2 separate regions of the Mus musculus genome follow, and region 1 is linked to region 2. The links are chromatin loops, found by intact Hi-C in ENCODE. Cell type or tissue: left cerebral cortex. All regions are shown on one strand. Links, peaks and the distances in the headings refer to the core of each region. The heading gives the core; the rest is flanking DNA.

Region 1 (9,161 bases), core at 348-8,347, 160 kb before region 2:
TTTAGAGCATTTATTTTTATTTTTTATTTTTTTATGTAGTGTCAGGCAAGGGTTCACTTTTATTCTTTCACCTGTGGAAATCCAGTTTTCCTGATACCAGTTGTTGAAAAAAAAAAAAAAAGGTCCTTTACACATTGAATGGCTTGGTTCAGTCTTAGGCACTTTCTTATTGCTGTGATAAGACACGATGGTCAAGGCACGTTATGAAAGAAAGAATTACACTGGGGACTCATGGTTCCAGAGGGTGACTCTATGACCATCAAGGTGAGGGACATTGGGTCAGGCAGGCTGACATGATGCTGGAGCAGTAGTTGAAAGTTTACATCTTACCCACAAGCATGAGGCAGAGATCCAGCTAACTGAGAACGATAGGAGTCTTTTGAAACCTCAAAACCCACCCCCCAGCTATGCACATCCCCCCAATAAGGCCACACCTCCTAATCCTTCCCAAACAGTTCTACTAACTAGGAACTGAGCGTTCAAATATATTATCCTATGGGGACTATTCTCAGTTTAACTACCACAGGTACCCTTGTCAGGAATCATTGGACCAGGCTACTGAGATGGCTCATTGGTTAACAGCATTTACTGTTCTTTCCAAAGACCCAAGTTCAGTTCTCAGCACCCACATGGTGGCTCACAGCCGTTTGTAACTTAAGCTCCAGGGGATCCAACACTCTCTTCTGGCCCCGGTGGGTTTCAGGTATGTTCAATGTCACACATGTGGAGGTTGACCACAGCTTAGGAAAACTGGTTGTCTCCTTCTAATATGTGGGTTCCAGGGATCGGACTCAGGTCATCGGGTTTGCAGCAAGCACTTTTACCCACTGTGGCTGTCTTGCCAGGCCATGTAATTTACTTTATAGATTATTCACTATTAGTAAATAGACGTACAACTGTTTTTTGTTTTGCTTGTATGTTGAATTTGTGTCCTGCTATTTTGTTGAATTCATTGGTTAGGGATAATAATGGTTGAGTCTTTATTGTTTTCTTCATAGCTTATATACTCTGTGAAAGGAGATAATTCTATTCATTCCATCTAATTTTGGATGCCTTTTATTTCGTTTCTTGAATTTCATAAACCATATTCAAAAGAAACGGCAAATAATGAACATTTTGATCTCATTCCTGAAGGACAAAGTCCAGCCTTTGATTCCTGAACGTGCGTGGGCTTACTCTGAGTCCTTTCTATGTAAGGTTTCTTTTATGTTAACAGTCGTCTCCAATTCCTGGTTTGTTGAATGTTTTTATCATTAGATTGGGTTCATTTTTGTTTACGTTTTTCTGCCTTTGAAATCACCATATATTTCCTTTCCCCCTCACCTATTAATGTGGTGTGTACATTGGTTTTTATAGGTTGAGACATCCTTGCATCCCATGAACAATCTCAGTTGGTTGGTGTGCACACTGGTAAGTACAACTTACTAGTTTTCTAGTGGGAAATGAAGCATTGTTCTTAATGAGGACATTGGCCTATAGATTTCATGCACCTGTGCTTGCCTCGCTTTCAAAGCAGAGTACCAGTGGTCTGTTCTCACTTCTTTTATTACTCTGATGAAATACCTAAGATCCACTCATGCTAAGATAAGTAAGATGGGTAGCTCTCTGTGGAAGGATTGTGCCCTGTTGTGCCATGACTGCTGCCTCCAGCTCCTGCTGCCTGCCTGCCTCACTGTGGGAAACTCTACCTTCAAACTAGAAATCCAATTAAACCCACCCTTCCTTAAATTACTTTTTAAAAAACTTTTTGTTGATTCTTTGTGAATTTTTCATCACGCATCCTAGTCCCTTCATCTCTCTGCCCCTTCATATCCACCCTCTGCCCTTGCAATCTCCCCCTGCCACGCAAATAAAACACACACACACACACACACACACACACACACACTCCCAAAAAACCAAAACCAAAACCAAAGCATAGAAAACATCTTTGTGAAAGCCTCAAGTGTGTCCTACATTATGCCCCTCTGTCCACACATTTTTCACTTGCAAGTGTTCCTTGCAATGAATCATTAGTCTGGTTCGAGGTCTCTGGCTTCTGTGACACCATCAACACGGGATCCTCACCCAAACTCCTTCCAGTTACCTTGTTGTTGCCTGGTGTCATGGAGATCCTGCAGCTTTGGGTCAGCAGGACTGACCCTTACACATGCTCCAAGAATTCACAGATGGTACAGGTTTTGAAGTGGGCCAACTCAAAACCCTGGATCTGGGCATGGGTGATAGGTGAGCTGGTCAGCCCGTGAGCGCTCTCTTATCCGCATCAACAAAGCAAGCTCTCCCGCACTGCTGTGACCAGGCTACCCAGTGCCACGGTAGACAGAAGGCAGAGTCAGCTCTCTGGCTCTCATGCCTTTGGGGCTGATTTACCTGCACCTATGTACGCCGCCAGAGCTAGCTCCACTGTGCTGCCTAGTTGAAGTACCAGACCAACTGTCCCAAGTGCTGTAGCTGGCAAAGGACTGGGCCAGCTCTCCCACTCTCACGCCCTCTGGGCAATCTCACTTGTGCCTTACCATCAAGACCAGCCCCACTGTGTCACCCAAGGTGCAGGACCTGCTCTCCCTCCTACTACAAACATTGACAGGCGTGGAAGTTCACCTTCTCTCATGACCCAGGGGCCAGCTCTGCCAACTACTGTAGGCAGTGAGATGTGAGGGGTGTAAGAGCATCATCCCTGGGCCCATGCCAATTCACAGCATGGGGCTAGCCCTCCCTCACTCTTGCCCTCAAGGCTAGCTCACTCATGCCACTTCCACCAGGGCTAGCTCCACTCTGCTGCTCAGGAGAGGTGTCTGGCCTGCCTCTCCCTCCTCTCTGGAGGAAAGTGAGGCCAGCTTTCCAGAGCTGTGAAGGGCAGGGCCAGTTCTGCACAGCCCTTGGACATCCATGTGGTTCCAAGTGGCTGCCAAGATCATGTATGCCCCCGTGGTCTCTAGTGGTAATATGAGTCATGGACATCACCACATTCCCCTGCTGCTGCATGCCCAAGGACCCAAACATGACCCTCTGTGGAGACATGGAACAGGATTTTACCATGACCTCGGGTAGCAGGACTGGCTATTCACAACAGGCTATTTCTCTACTCCCTCCTGTCTCCAGTTCTATTTCCCTTCACAGTGCTCAAACTGTTCCACTCCTCTCTCCCATCTACCCACCACACGCTTGCACATTGCAGTAGCTCGCCCTGAAGGTGGGCCATGTGGCTGGGAGGCCTCTAGATGACCTCTCTGCCCGTGCTGCATGGCATGGAGTAAGCAGGCTTCTAGGTGTCTACAATGGCATGGCAGTGGGCATCTTCCCCTCCTGCATGGAGAGAGGCCCTTTGTGGTCCACTCTGCCCCTGGTGGAGGGCAGGCCTCTGGGAGTCTTTTCCTGCCTCTGCTGTGCTGTGTGGCGGTTGACAGGTCTCTGGATGTCTCTGGACTTTACTTTTAGCCTCCATTGCCATCAGCACAGCCCTGGGATGCAGCTGATGACCTCTTTGTCACTGACCTCAGCACAGCCGCCACAGGTCCCAGCACAAGGCAAGTCCTTACTGACTAGTACAATATGGCGTTAGCTTTAGTTCAGGCCTCGGCTCTGGGCACCTGAACTATAAAGACAGTTTGTCACTAGGTTTATCCAACGGCATCCACTTGATTCCACAAGTGCTTTTACTTAGTACAAACAGCACGTCAGGCTCTGACTTCGGAGAAGCCTTTCCTCTCCAAAAGTATCTCCAGCCTTTTAGCACAATAGTGGATACATTGTCTCTGCATCTTCCTTCCTGATGGTCGCCAAAGCCCAGTCTAGACTTTGCTATAATTCTGCATCTAAACTGTCTTCCTACGGACCAGCATCACCTCTCACCTCTCCAGATGTTTCCCCATAATCGATGATTTCAAAAGATTCTGTCCAGTTCTTCGATGGACACCCATTTGGTGGCCTGACTCTGTGGTTGCTTTTGTTAAAGATGTCTTTGGTTTGTCTTTGAAATTTTGTGAATGGGAAGATTTAGATGACTTTTAAGGAGAGCATTAGAAAAATAAAGACCATACCTAGGGGGAAACGCATCGGCTATTTAAATAAGAATACAACAGAGTAAGAAAAGGGTTCTGGTGTCTGCCTTAGAGGCTACCACACTTGACTTTCCACACTTTAGTGATTGTAGCCAGCAAGCTTATTTTTCCCTCTAGCTGGATTTTGGTCCTACGAAGGCCGCTGCCACAACTTGCATCTTTCTTGTCCTTGCTCCATGCATAAAGCTGGGCACCCGTGTCTCAGGAGCACTTGCTGTGTGCTGACCCACTCTGAGCAGGGTCACTTATCATAGGCATAGTGGTTCAGTGGCACAAACCTGCCACCCTCTCAGAAGCCTGTGAGAACATTCTACTCCCTTTTAGAATTAAGGGCAAAATGAACCTTGTTTACTACAGTGGATGCATATCTTCCGGTCGTTAGCAGTGCAGTCACAAGCTACAGCTTTTTATATTGTTGTCTTTGTTTTTATGGAAGAAGAGACAAGGGAAGCAGCAGGGACTAGGGTCCATGAAAGTGCTAGCACAGCTGGGACTCACTGGAGCTTTGCACACTTGGTGAAGCGGGAGACTCTGAACGGCCTCTTGGCCCATGCTTAAAGAGTTCAGGAAACTTTGCATTGTCTGTCTTGTCCTCTCTCATTTGACTCTGAGACGAGAAGAACCCCGAGGCTGTTCAGGCTGGTTGAACTGAAGATAGGTTTAAATTTAAGAGGCTCTGACTTCAAACATGGACGATAAAATAAAAAAAAGAGATTTTATCTATCCAAATCAAGCCTTTATTTCAAAGGACTATTTAAAGTACCTGGTGCATGAGAAACACAAAACTCCTTTTTTAAACCTGCAGGGACATGACAAAAAGCCCAAAATGAGACCTTTCTTTCTCAAAGCACTAGCTATCCTGTATTGCTGAAGGACATGCAGGGAGGACAGCTCTCTTTTGCCTTGTCCCAGGGTCATGAATGGTACATGATGCTATGCTACCAGGACTACCTACAAGTTGTAAGCTGTAAGCATCTTCCCAATGAATTGGGCAAAGATGCATAAATGCAGCTTCAAAGTGAGGGGGTTCCCAAGGGCCTTGCATATCAAGCTCAGTGGATGTATGGTGGTGGGTCAGGATGGATGGAACAGACTGGGGAGGTAGAAAGATGTTGCTAGGCAACCAGCTCCAGGGCCTTTGTAAATGTAGGTGCATTTTATTTGGAGCAGCAGCTGGCAGACATCACCTTCCTCTGTCCTTATCCCTTTTCCTTTTGTCCAGAACGAAGGTCTAGTCTCCAGTTCTCAGCCCAATCCTAGGTGGAAAATAGAGAAACTGGTTAGGGCACAGAAAGACAAACAACTTCAGGACATCATAGATTCGGTGGAAACTCAACCTTTACATTCAAATCAGGATCGTGGGCAAGTTTATTTAGTCCCTCTGACACTCCAGTTTCTTGGATGTAAAATCGAGGACATAAATCTTTTATAGGAATGGTGTGAATATCTGAGAAAATGTATGCAACGGACCCCGTCTGGTACCAGGAATACAGAAGAGGCTCAGAGGCAGAGTGGGAGGAGCGTGGGCTCGGGCTCCAGATTGCCTGTGTCCTCATCTCAGCTCTGCCACTTTGCTGCGGGACCATAGACACAGCCTTTAGACTTTCAGTCTTGGTGGTATTTTCATCTAGGAAATGGGGGCTATTAATGGTTTACCTGTTGGGGCTATTTTGAAGATTAAATGCAATCTAATGCAACACGCACAGTCAGTACTCTGTAGATGTCAACAGCTATTTGCAGCACTACTCATAGTGTGTCTTCAGAACGGGGAGGGTTCTAGAAGAGCTCACATCCATGAACTCCTTCCTCTAAGGACTTTTCAGCTTGGTAGCAAAAGTAGTGGAAGAAACTGAGACTTTGTGGTGTTTTGTGGGGTGTGAACAGAGACTTTGTGGTGCTATGGGGTGTGAACAGAGAGTTTAGAAGCATCTGGATTCTTCGGTAAACAGTGTGACTTTGCACAAGATACTTAAACCCCTTTGGCTCTAAGAAACCGTTTTACGAGAGGTGTATACCAAGGGTGATTAATTAGTGCCAACAGCATGGCTTCAGGCCTTGCTTAAGATTTTATCATGCTGAAGCTGCAGTTTCCGAGTGGGACTTGGGGTCCCCTCCAACCCATACGTGTTACTAGCAGGATCTGTTTCCTTGTGGCTATGGGGCTGAGGTCTCTGTTTCCTTACAGGCTAATCAGCTAGCTTGGAGTTCCTGGTACTAGCTCCAAGAGCTAGCCATATCGTTCACCTCATGGTCTCTCTGTCTTCAAGCAAGCAATGGGAAATGGTCCTCCTACTTCTACTGACACCAGCAGGGGAAACTCTCTGTCAAGAGTCCATGTGCTTAGGATGACCCTTAATCTATCAGGCAATCTTTCTTAAAGTCCGTTTATCAGGAACCTTAATGACACAGGCAAAATCTTCTAGAGAACAACCAACATTCGTTCTGCAATAAGTAGAAGGGGGTTGAAGAATCTTGGCAGGGAGATATCCTACAGACCCCGTGCCACATCCCTTTGCTAATCTATTTAAGCCACAGTAAGAAAATACCTTGCTAGAGTAACGGGTAAGCAGCTAATTGGCATTGCTCATAGGTCTAGAGGATTCTGAGATAAAGATGGCAGCATTCAGTGTGGTAGGCCTCCCTTTCTGCCTCACAGGTCAGGCAGAGCCGATCACCCAGTTGCCTCTCAAAGGCCCCACATCCTAATAATGTCACAGTAAGGATTTGGTTTCAGCATATGAATCTGGGGAAGGATATGAATTATCATCTCCCTGTCTTCTCTAGATCCTAATTCTAACCCTGAGGTTCTGTGACCCAAACATCTGTGTTTCCAGAATCCAGCAGAATTCCTGGTAAATATATCTTTCTATTAAGCAATGCTTGAATACATTTGTAAAAAGAACACAAGATCACTCTTTTCCTTTCTTTCTGGATATAATTACCAGACTGGTCATGAAGGGTATTGTTATTAGCAGAACACAGCATGATCTTGGAGCTAAATGTACAAACGAGCTGGAGCAATCTCTCAATCACAGCAGGAATCCACATATTTGTTCATCAGGCTCAGTCTCTGTGTATTCTTCATGAGACAGAATTATTTTTTCGTTACCTGGTGGGCAGACTTGGCAAAGGGCTGACTTGGTGTATTTGTGGCTCCTGTAAGAGATTCTTAATGACCTCATCAGCATTGCCAGGCATCTCTTGTTTTAGACTCCAGCAGGACTTTATGTCACTTACCACTCTTTTGTTTCAGCTTGTCAGAAACCTGTAGAAACATTGACTCCACTTTTTAACTCTCCCATCTAACTAGACAATCCTTGCATTTATAATGGACATGTTTTCTTTGTCTTTCTCCAATTAGTTCATTAAAAATGTTGCGGGAGGCAGGTTCAATTTCAAAAAGCCCTAAGGTGTGCAACTTCTTTCAAGTTGACGACAATAATGTAATCAGCATCTTTCAAATAAGAATTGCTTAACTTGCGATGAAGCGGCCCTCACCATTACTTCTCCAAGAGCATTACGAAAGACTTAGTGAAATGCTTGCCTGAACAGAAACAAGCCAGTACAAAGCCATTCAGCCATACTCCAGGATACGGAATGCAAATCTTTTGTAATCAGGTCTTTACATATGTCAGGAAAATCCTCGGATTTTATTCATCACCCTCTAATATTTTCTGAGTAACTAAAAATCTAAACTGACTCTCCCATTGGTCTGTAATTGGCAAGTACTTCCACTTCTAGATGTCTGTCCTGCATGGCAGAAGCCAATGACAGGCTCTGGTTTGAAGGGACGGTTGCTGAGGTGCCTGGTTCTTCTTCTCCATCAGTTGTTTACAGTCGAAGTTTCCCCAGCTTTTCTGACTCATTACACTCTGGGAGAAACTGAAGTTTCCTTGTTGAAAGAAAAGATTTGGGTCTCTATGAATTGGTGTTGCTAGTTTAGCTTCCAAGGTTTTCCTCTTATGGGAGATTGGAAGCCCCCAAACCCCTTAATCTGTGATGACATGTGAACAGATCTGTACTTCATAGGTTCCCAGGTCTGTGAACTTCAATAGGAAGAGAGTGAGGAACATTTTCTCCTTGATGTCTTCAAAAGGAGGACAATGTTCCCTGTCTCCCCATATTCTCTTCAAACACCTCAGCCAGTATGCATGACCAGTAGATGGGAGCAGAAGTCACACTAGGGGGTGGGGAGATGGGTCAGTGGGTAAAGTGTTTACTACTAAGCATGTGGACCTGAGTTCAGATCCCCAGGATCCATGTAAGAAGCCAGGCACAAGTGATGTGTCTGTTGTCGAGACAGACACAGTAGAACCTAGAGCCAGTGGCTGGCTCGTCTAGCTGGATTGGTGAGCTCCAGATTCAATCTCAAAGGTTAAAGTGGAGTGCAATTGAGGAACTAATATTAACTCTGACACACACACACACACACACACTTGCACCTACCCACATACGTACACATGGATAAAGCCCCAACTCCACATGCACTCCAGAAAGTATTAGTGTTTCATTTTGAAGAACATACAAATATCATTGTGGTTCTGTCTTGGTTGACTCTGAACAGTCATACCAGGACCAGGGAGCTGGCCTAGAAGCAGTCTGTAGAAAGGTCCATGTGGTGAGAAATTAAGACCAATGAGAAACTTTGACAAATTATATTGGGGTTCTGGACACAGACCCTCTCAGCCTGGGCAAGCTTTCAGGTGGCTATAGTTCCAGATGATATCTTTATCAAAACCTCAACAGAGACCCTGTGACCATAGCACCTAGCCAAGGTCACTCAAGGGTTCCCAGTCCTTAAAAGATTCATAAGACAATGGTGGATGTTTTGAGCTGGTAAATTTTGACTTACTTTGTTATGCAGTACTAAATAGCTTCCTTACCTGGAGATGATGGCTAAATGATTGGATTTCTATAAGAGAAGTGGGTAAGAGCTGTTTCCAGAAAACAGTGGAAGACTGATGAATTTCTAAGACTAAAGCCTTGCAGGATAATGTTCTTCATAAAATCTATACAGGGATATAATAAAGAATAAATGTTCCCTTTTTATTCTCCTGTTCCCCACCCAGCAGCGATGGCTGATGTCACATTGGGTTTTAT
Region 2 (9,161 bases), core at 831-8,830:
TGTGGGGCCAGTGGTCCTTGGCAGATTTCTTTCACCTCCCCCCATGTTGAAATTTGACTGGCTTGATCTTCTACAGGTGTCATGCAGATAACTACAGCTGCGGTGTGTTATTACCTCAGCCCTGCCATGCCCGGAAAATATCATTTTACGACTATTCTCCCCATCTACCTTACATTCTTTCTGCCCCATCTTTCACAATGTTCCCTGAGCCTTAGAAGGAAGGCAGGGGTGTGATGTGGATGAGACCTCCACCATTGAGTACTCACATTTACTTATGCTCAGTATATTGACCAGTTCTGAATCTGTGCATTAATGACTACCCATTTCAAAATGAAAGCTTCTAAGACATCCACTCTCTGTGACCCAGTTCCCCAGAGTCCTGGGTCCATGCTGTTTTGTTAGTCTTTCTAATTCACTGGGAGCTCACGGCCTAACTGTCTGGGGTCAGCTTTCTGATGCACTCCATCTGCTTCTCAACACTGACTGCATATTGCTGTTGCCATGATTGCCTTGAACACATCCTGATGGGACGTCACAATGACCATGGATTCTCTAAATGGGATTCAGTTGCTGATTTGATTGTTGTAACTGATTTTAGTTCGTTGGAACAGGTGTTTTCAAATTGTAATGTTCATCAGAATCGTCACCTGGAGGCCTTATCAAAACTCAAAACTCAGCTTGCTGAGTCCTGGAGTAAGATTTCTGGAATTTGGATTTCTTTAAAGGACACAGAAATATTATAAGAATATGTTTCCATTTTAATCCCAGTTGTGGGATAGGGGCTGCTTCAGATTTTCCTCGGCTGCTGACTATGATTTACCTCGTGCTCTAGCAGGGGCGTGATTTTTGCCAGCTGCAGATGAATTCTGGCCATTTAAGTGTGAGGGCCCTGAGAGGTAGGGAGGGTTCTTGGTTGGTTAGTTGATTGGTTATTGGTTGTTGTTGGTTGCAGTTTGCTAAGTAGTCATGGGCAAAGAAGAAGCAACAAGAAGAAAAAAATTAGGTATTCTGACAGCAAAGATCAAACTTGCACTAGGGAACTTCTTCCCTAATTAGCAGGAAGGATAACATCACCCCTTCCCTACTCCTGACTTTATTTAGGGATCTCTTTCTTTTCTTTCTTCTCTTTTATCTAGTGTTGGGGGTTGGAAGGATGGAAGAAGGGTCATGGAAGAGGGAAAGAACCCACCAAGTAGCTAAAGACCAGTAACAGGGTCCCACCCCTACAATTTCTGGGACCCCCAAATTAAGATTTCTAACAAGTTCATGGTAATGCCTACGCCACATAGATCTTGGCAACACTTTCATAACCAGCATTTGACATGAATCAGGCTAGGAACAAATCCATTGTATAAGAGAGGAACACATAAACAGGTTTGCCATATTGGGATTCACAAAAACATTCTTTCATAGAGATCAACAATATGGGCTTTCTGTGCCCTGGTCTTCGGTCCTAGAGCCTAAACTTCCATACAAGAACTCTGACCTCCTTGTCAGAGCAACAGTGTGGGAGGCCCAGGGAATATATGGAGAAAGAGGTCTTTCTAGAGTCTAGTCTCATAGCCTTCTTGGCCAAAGTATTAGTCACACAATTAAAATTGTTTTGGATCCTCTAGACCAGCCTCAGCACTGAATATCATGAGATGACTCCAGTCAAAGCCACCCTTGAGCAGAAGAATCACCCAAATGAGCCCTGCCCTAACTCCTGACAAAATCACGTTGCATAATACAGGGATTGCCATTTAAGCCACTGAATTTGGGGTGCTTTGTTCTGTTGCAATAGGCAACCTGGACCATGTGCCGATAACTATTGCCCTTACAGGTGTGAAATTCATGCAGGAGACTGTTACAACTATTTGACTGATGTCAGAACAGATGCAAGTGCACATGGTGATAGTATGAGCGTGTGAAGGTCTGTGACATTTTATACTGTCCCAACCCTGAGTCCTGCGGCCAGTTAAATGTCCCATGGATACACCTCTGCAGCAAACTATGCAACTGCTGCAAACAAGGCCTCCTTGTGAATTGTGCAGAGGCTCATGAGTTAGCATTAAGTTCAAAGTTGGGACTCATCAGGAGGATGTAGGAAGAGGTGGCCACTTGTGAGGAAGGCCGGACAGCGTGGAGCCCAGACACAAGGAGGGCTCTGTCTGCCCCCGAGCACAACGTGCCTGTTTCTCAAGGTGGAGTTTGGAGTTTGGGAGCAATTCTCTTTCTGAAGAAGGAGGTTTTTATTTCCTCCTCTCTCCACCTCCCTTCTGCCTCCCTCAGCCCAGGGGGAATTTTTAGAACTATATAATAAGGACACTTGCAGAATCACAGCCTCTTTTTCTGAACGTGTTTCTTATGTAAATGCATAGCAGAAAACCCTTCCTCTGCTTTACACTTCAATCCTGCTTTGAAAACCTGCAACACTGAAACAGAAAAAGACACCTTGGGAATGCATTGGCTTTCATCTGCTTTCCATTTTTACCTAAGGCCCCTACCCGTCCTGTGCCCCCCACCCCCCAGCCTTTATTCTTCAAGTTAAGATTAATTTTAAATCATCTCGTGTTGAATAAGGACGGTTCCTGTGCATTTGTTCCGTCCAAATATATTGAGGTGAAGCCCTTCACAGCAATCTACCAATCCTTGGAAAACGGAAAGGGCATAGGATGCCCAGCAGCAGGGCACAGAGACTCTCTATCAGATGACTGGGTCTCTCCTGTGGAGGGAGGGGAGCAGCCTGGATCCACAGTTGGCCTTCCAGGTTTCCTTCTTATCCTCCTTTCTCTCTTCCCACCTCTTGGTACAGTGGTTTGTTTACCAGTCTGTTAGCCTTGCCTTGGGAACCCAGCAGTGAGGGGGGCAAAGGATTCCTCTTCATCCCGGCTCAGAAGCACACCGCCAAACAGTATTTAAATAAAGAATAAATGCATGTGTTTAACCGAGCGGTGCTTGAATGAATGGGTTTGAAGCCCAACTCAGACACTTAACTGGCTGCATGAAGACAAATCTTAGGGGGAATGGAATACTTCAAGCTGTAATACAGCGTAATATGCACCGACTCCAGACCCTTCACATTGAACGCATTATCATGAAGCAGTGAGGCGGAGGGCAAATGCGAGCTGGTGGAAGACTTGGGATGACAGATGTTAAGGGGAACACTGATCAGCTCCAAAGAAAGGAGTCCTTTTGCGGGGATTTGTTACCCTCGGGGAGACAGCCCAATCAGACAAGTGGAGTGCATCATGAGGAGGACTCACGATCTGATTCCCGGATCCCACTCAAGAAACAGGTAATGGAGAGTGCCTTCTAATTCCAGGCTGGAAGACAGGAGTTGGGAGAGGGACACACTGGTCAGCTGCCTAGTCAATTCAGGGAGTTTCAGGTTCAGGGAGAGACTCTGTCTCCAAAAATAAGATGCCCCTGCTTCCACATGCACCTGGACTGAAGGACACGGGTGAACTCATACACGTTCATATCCCCTTCTGCGCATGCACACAAAAAAACGTCTTTAGGGACTGCAGGTAAAGAGGGGCTGTGTGACACAGAAGTTAACAATGCAAAGCTGGTGTGAGGCGGTGTCACAGTGTAACTCCACACTCGGCAGCAGGCTGAACCTTTACCTGTGGTCCGAGGAGGCTGTGGTTATCGCTTCCTTTCCCTCCATTCAATATCTCAAGCAGTGTTCCTTGCCTGGAGCCAGCTGCGGCCCCGGGGACAGCCATCTGAATTAATTATGAGAGATTGCATTATTTTTTCCATCCTCAGATTCCTAACCAGAAGCAGAAGGGAAAGTACAATAATAATTCACTGAGGCCTCAGGAAGGAAATAGTGAAGTCAGGCCATTCAAGGGAAAGCCAGAACACCGAGGGGAACTGGTTGTCCCTCCAACCGACAGGGGGCACCACTGAGTCAGACCGCCACTCCTGACCCCCGCGGGTGTCATCTGGCCTTCCTCATCTCTCTGCCCTCTGACTGGGATGTCTCAGGCCTTGATATTTGCCATCCCACCCAGCCCAGCCCTGTCCTTCAGATGAGGTTACCCATTAATTACTATGGTGCCCCATTCAGAGGAGCCCCAGTGAGGGAACAGTGGACCCCCGTAGTCAGGGTGGAGAACACTGGGTACCAATCCTCCCCGCCCCTCCTTTACACATACACCTCATTCCCTCCTCTTTCGACGTTCCTCTTCCTTCCCACTGTCCCTCCTCCCTTATGAAAGGCCCAAGACCCGCAGGTGCAACAGACACGTTCAGCCGCCCTTTGACCACGTCGTCCCAGCTCGCAGGAAGAAGGAGCAGTAAGGATATTTGGATATCTGAGTTCCCAGCCTTCTGTGAGTGCTGCCAGGAACCCCTTGCACCTCCCTGTCTGGCCCCTGCATCCCTAGACGGGCTCAATGCTCACTGCTCTCACTGAAAGCTACATTCAAAAGATTGAAAGGAGGCAACAGACAACATTGGCCACCTGTTCCCTCCCTGCTGGGCCGTGGCCAGACAGTAGAGCAGTGCTACGTTGTGCCTTGGGTGTGACGGACTGCGTGGGCCACCCAGGGTGTGGCTAAGGGCCCCTGCACTGAGGCAGCAGATCCCTGAAGCCAGGCTAGTCCCCAGGACGACCTTCTCCCTGGGGTCCACTCCCACGTTCTGAAGCCTTTGACATTTCTCTTCTGTGCCTCCCTATAGGTCCCGCTGCTCCAGGAGAGAAGAGTGATCCAAATTGGTGTGGAGAATGTGTTTACTTAAAATCCTATTGAAGTCTAAATTTAGAGCCTGTATCTGCCGGCCTTATCAAGAAACAAGTTCTAGAGAGAGGGTCCTGGTGCTCCGATGACCTTTAAGGAAAGATTTCAGAGTAGGCAGAGCTAGGTACACTGTCCTAGGAGGTGGGTCTGTGCCGCTTATGTCCTCACCTGCCTTGACAGAGAGGCAGCCCCGGGCGGTGGGGGTGGGGTGGGGGGATTCCCTACAATCATGGGTGCTTCCCAGGGATAACAGGGCCGTGGCCTTCCTCTCTTCCCACCTCTGACACAGCAAGAGATAACTGTCCTTTCTTAACTGTCCTTTCTTCCCTCCAATAGACCCAGAGAAAAGTTAGTTCGGCTGGCAGAGATTGTCTCCTAATAGTAGACATTACTGTCTCCCACCCTCCAGATATTGTTCAGGTTACTTAGCATAGAGTGGCTGCTTTAATTCTCACTCTTCCCCATTTTACAGACAGACAAAACAAGTCATGGAGGCATTGGCAATGTATCCCTAGTTGTAGAGCTTCTTAGTGCTTTCCTCACCAAACAGAAGTCCCACATGGAGGCCACACTGCCCAGCAATTCCCCAGGGGAAGTCTGAGGGTGACCCTGACCAAATAGGAAAGACCTGGAGCTACAGAAGGAATCGCCTCAGGTTTGTGTGGCAAGGGCTGCTCTCCCAGACCTGGCTTCAGAGCATCTGCCTCACAGGGGCAGTAGCCCATCTCCAGTTCTCCCAACTGTTCAGGGCAGGGTGGCCTGGAATCCTTAAGCTCTACTGGCAATATCTAGTGAAGAGTGTCCCCCTCCCCAGCCCCCCCCTCCCACCATGCAGATGCCGGACAATGAGAGAGCACAGAGGGGGGTGGGGGGGCTCCTCATAGGTTGCTCCTGCCTGGGTAGGAGGGAGACTCAGGTCCAAAGAGGGTGGTAGGATATGGAAATCTGTGGCCACACCCTCCAGGCTCCAGGGATACTGGCCCTTTTCTCTGTTCAACACGAATGCTCTCCAACAAACAGCATGGTATCCAGCTTCATCCTCATGCAGCCTGGGTGGGGCAGTAGGAGAGCAGAAACCTGGGTGAGGACAAGGGGGAGCTGGGAGGCTGTGTCCTCCAGCACCACAGCAGAACAGAACACTGCTGGGGGCTGAGAACAGAAGCAAAGGGGGACAATGTCTGTCACCACTGTTGAAACTTCCAGGAGAACAGACCCCTATCCACAGGGACACACAACCATAAACCCAGCCTCACTGGGGATAGCATCATTTCCTAGGCAGGTGGCCCTGGGTGGTATAAGAAAGCTAACTAAGCATGCGCCTGCCCGTGAGTGAGCCTGCTGTGCCCTGTGGTTCCTGCCGTAAGTACATCCTTGGCTGTGCGTGAGTTTCCTGGCTGGAGGCAATGCTGTGTGCAAGAGCAAGCATTCTCTGCCTTCAGGTTCTTGTCCTGACTTCCCTCAGTGATGGAAAGTGACCCGTAAGTGTAAGCTGAATAAGCCCTTTCCTCTTCTGCATTGCTTTTGGTCAATGTTCTAGCAAAGCCCCAGACTGAAGCTGGAATGGTCTCCTTGGCTAATGGCCATGCTCAGGGAGCTGGCCCAGAGCCTTTGAGCAGCAGCTGGCTCTTCTAACTCAGCTGCTCTGCACAAGGCTGCTTCTGGGGGGCCCCTGGCAACCCTGGCAACTTCTCGGGAATTTTATTTATCTCATAAATTAAATTCGTGAAATTCAAAAGGAAAGCAAAACAAATCCAAAGTCTATCCAAAGGTACAAAGGCCTACACATGAAAGGCAGGGACTGTTTGGACACGTCGTCATCGTCGTAGTGGTCTCATTATCCATACGACTTTGCTTCAGCCAGAACATACATAAGAACGGACTCAAAGCTGCCCACCACCTACCACCACCACACCACAGCTACACTCTGCCTACGCACTGCAAAATGGGCTTCAGCTCTCTCCTGTTTCTGTATACGTGGAAACATTATTTTATTAAACTAATATTCAGAATGGCATTCATACAAAGCCATACCATGGACCAAAATTCAGCAACTTAAATAATAATTTGTTCAGATCCTTAAGAGCAATGTATTTGCTAATTCAATCCACCCCACCCCCACTTCTCAATGGCTGTCACTTTTATCAGCTCTAGGGACTCAAGCTTAAAGTTAGTACATTCTCCAAGTTACCCCATACTCATATTTGAAAGGGAGGGGGTGTCCCTCTCCAGTAGGTCTGTTAATGGATGTATGCAAGAAGATCATGGAATTCCTCTGTGTTTAGGATGACATTAGGCTGTAGAATCGGATGGGCTTCCTTTTAGGACCACACATGATAGAAGTAGGCAGGTAAAAGAGGAGGTGGCTAAGATGGAGGCTCTCTGTCCACTCGCTGGGACCCAGAGCTTGCCTGGGGGCTTCCCCTCCTACACAGCTGGGATGCTCATCAGTAGTACTTCTTGACTCTGTAGCACCCGGTGCTCAGGATGCTAAGCACCGTGATGACTACAATTTGTTCTGCACCTAGACCCACACAGAAGCCCCAGACTGTGGGGCTGCGAAGCATGGGGTCCAATCATCTGTTTACCGAGCCCCGTTACCTGGATTTCCATCCCCTGGTGTGTCACTGGCCAAGTGGCTTTAACCACTCCAGGCCTGGTTTTTCCTTGTGTGTAAAATGAAAGCAAACTTTGCCTAACCCCAGGTTCTGTCACAGCAACTGAACAAGGAAATTTGAGCCAAGTGTTTGCACAGTTGCTGTCCACCCAGAACTCTCGGGAGTGGAGGGAAGATAGGTGGGAAGGCACCTGACCTGAGCCTCCGAGGCCAGAGGAGGTTGAAGGAGGACCAGATAGGTGACCTGGAAATGACCACAGGCCTGAGTCCGGGCTGTCAACTTTGATATCCTGGAGGGGCGATACATGAGAGGGTAATTCCGGTAACTATATTTCCTTGCAGAGTACACTGTGCTCTGCCACAGGAACATTTTCTCATTACTATATAATAACATCAGCGCTAATGTCCTCTTTCTCAAAGGAGTCCAGAGCACTTAGAGATTGCATGCTCAGTGCCCAAAGTGCAGGCCTGGGGTTGGTGGCAGAGGCTGCCAGATATCAGGCTTCTACTGCAGTAAAGCGAGCAGAAGCCAAGGGTGTGTCACACAGAGTCACCGCACTCAGCATCTCTAGTGCTCTGGGGACCCACTCAGAAAGGTCACTTCCCTTGAAGACACCACCGAAGCTAGTTTGAGGGGACTCCAATGAGCAGCCTTCTCTGCCCATCACATTCAACAGGAAAAACGGGGCTGGGGAGGAACTGGGAGGACTCTGGGAGCCTGACTGCTCCAAGAGGGTGCTTGCTCCCAGCCTCCTTTGCGGGCTGAGTCAGAGAAGGTCACACATGATTGAGTAGATCTGGCTGACCACCGCAGGAGCTCAGAAAGGGAAGTGTGAGCTTTCACTGCGTGGTGGATTTGGTTCCCAGAGGAGCTACTTACTGCTCTGGGATTGAAATTTACCTGATGGGAATGACAGATTTCCGCAGATCAACTGTGACCCTCATGAGAAGACCTATTGCTATGTTTTACTGTAGGGTCGTGTTTGGTATTTTACTTTGAGACCAAAAAAAAAAAAAAAAAAAAAAAAAAAAAGGGAAGTGTTCCTCATTGTATTATTCCAGAGCTTCCAACTTGCTGGACTCGCGGGTCATACACCTGCGCTAGAGGCCTGAGTACCAAACACCTTCACTGCCCCCCTGGGTCCCACAGCTCTAACGTGCGGGGAAGCCCAGGACCACACATTTTATCTGTGTTTCTGCAGGGTATAGGTCGCACTCAGATGCCACCAGGCAAGGAAAACCACAGTGCCTGAGGGTTCCAGGCACAGAGCGGTGGGTAGAAGGTGCTCAGACTTTTGTGACTTCCTGTTGCTGATGACGCGGCTCATGCCCGGGGCGGGGGTGGGGGGGTGGGGGAGTTGGGGGTGGGGTGGGACTGGCTGAAGGAGCAATGGCCTCCGGGGCTGAAGTGAACCATAGGCTCGAACAGTCTTCACATCTCACCCACAGGAGCTCTTTTAGTGTTGCCAGAGCCCCTTGGAGGCAGGGCCTCCTAACCAAATGGTAAGATGAAGAAAGTAATAAAGAAACTGAGACAGACACGGAAGGGAAGCCCGACGCTGGTGACCCTGATCCCACTGGCACCTGGGCCCTCACTAACAGTCTTTATACATCAGTCTCTACTCCACCCTCTCTCCTCCTGTCCCCTCCCTTCCCCCCAGCGGCACCCATTTCCTAGCTTTTGCTGTTTCTCTATCTGGAATCACTCTTCTGTCACCGCACCAGAGGGATCCCTTGACTCCATGTTCCATTGTCATTGGGTTAAAACAAACAAACAAACAAACCCCAAACAATTTGTAAACACCAACAAAAGAATT

What was found. A loop is a pair of places that touch in the nucleus more often than their neighbours do. Peaks named below come from ENCODE experiments on the same cell type or tissue, not always from the same donor. Only the 100,000 strongest peaks of a DNase experiment are listed, where the experiment ranks them.
Region 1: it touches region 2 in a loop (8-fold over the local background); 1 of 42 quality-filtered maps calls a loop at or near these places.

The regions. Positions count from the first base shown.
Region 1 is chr3:101,629,152-101,638,312 of GRCm38, forward strand. It overlaps Gm33215 (a long non-coding RNA gene), which reads right to left. Exons shown (of 3, transcript XR_375915.2): 3 at 4,898-5,317. Among named protein-coding and RNA genes, the nearest start is that of Gm33215, 17 kb to the right of the region's middle. In left cerebral cortex, for the core only: no CTCF peak of the experiment used is centred there; DNase peaks (open chromatin) are centred at 5,216 and 5,545; H3K27ac peaks cover 1,757 bases.
Region 2 is chr3:101,791,939-101,801,099 of GRCm38, forward strand. No RefSeq gene overlaps it. Among named protein-coding and RNA genes, the nearest start is that of Gm33381, 32 kb to the right of the region's middle. In left cerebral cortex, for the core only: a CTCF peak has its summit at 3,878 (motif pointing right); DNase peaks (open chromatin) are centred at 2,264, 2,798, 4,429 and 6,256; H3K27ac peaks cover 3,227 bases.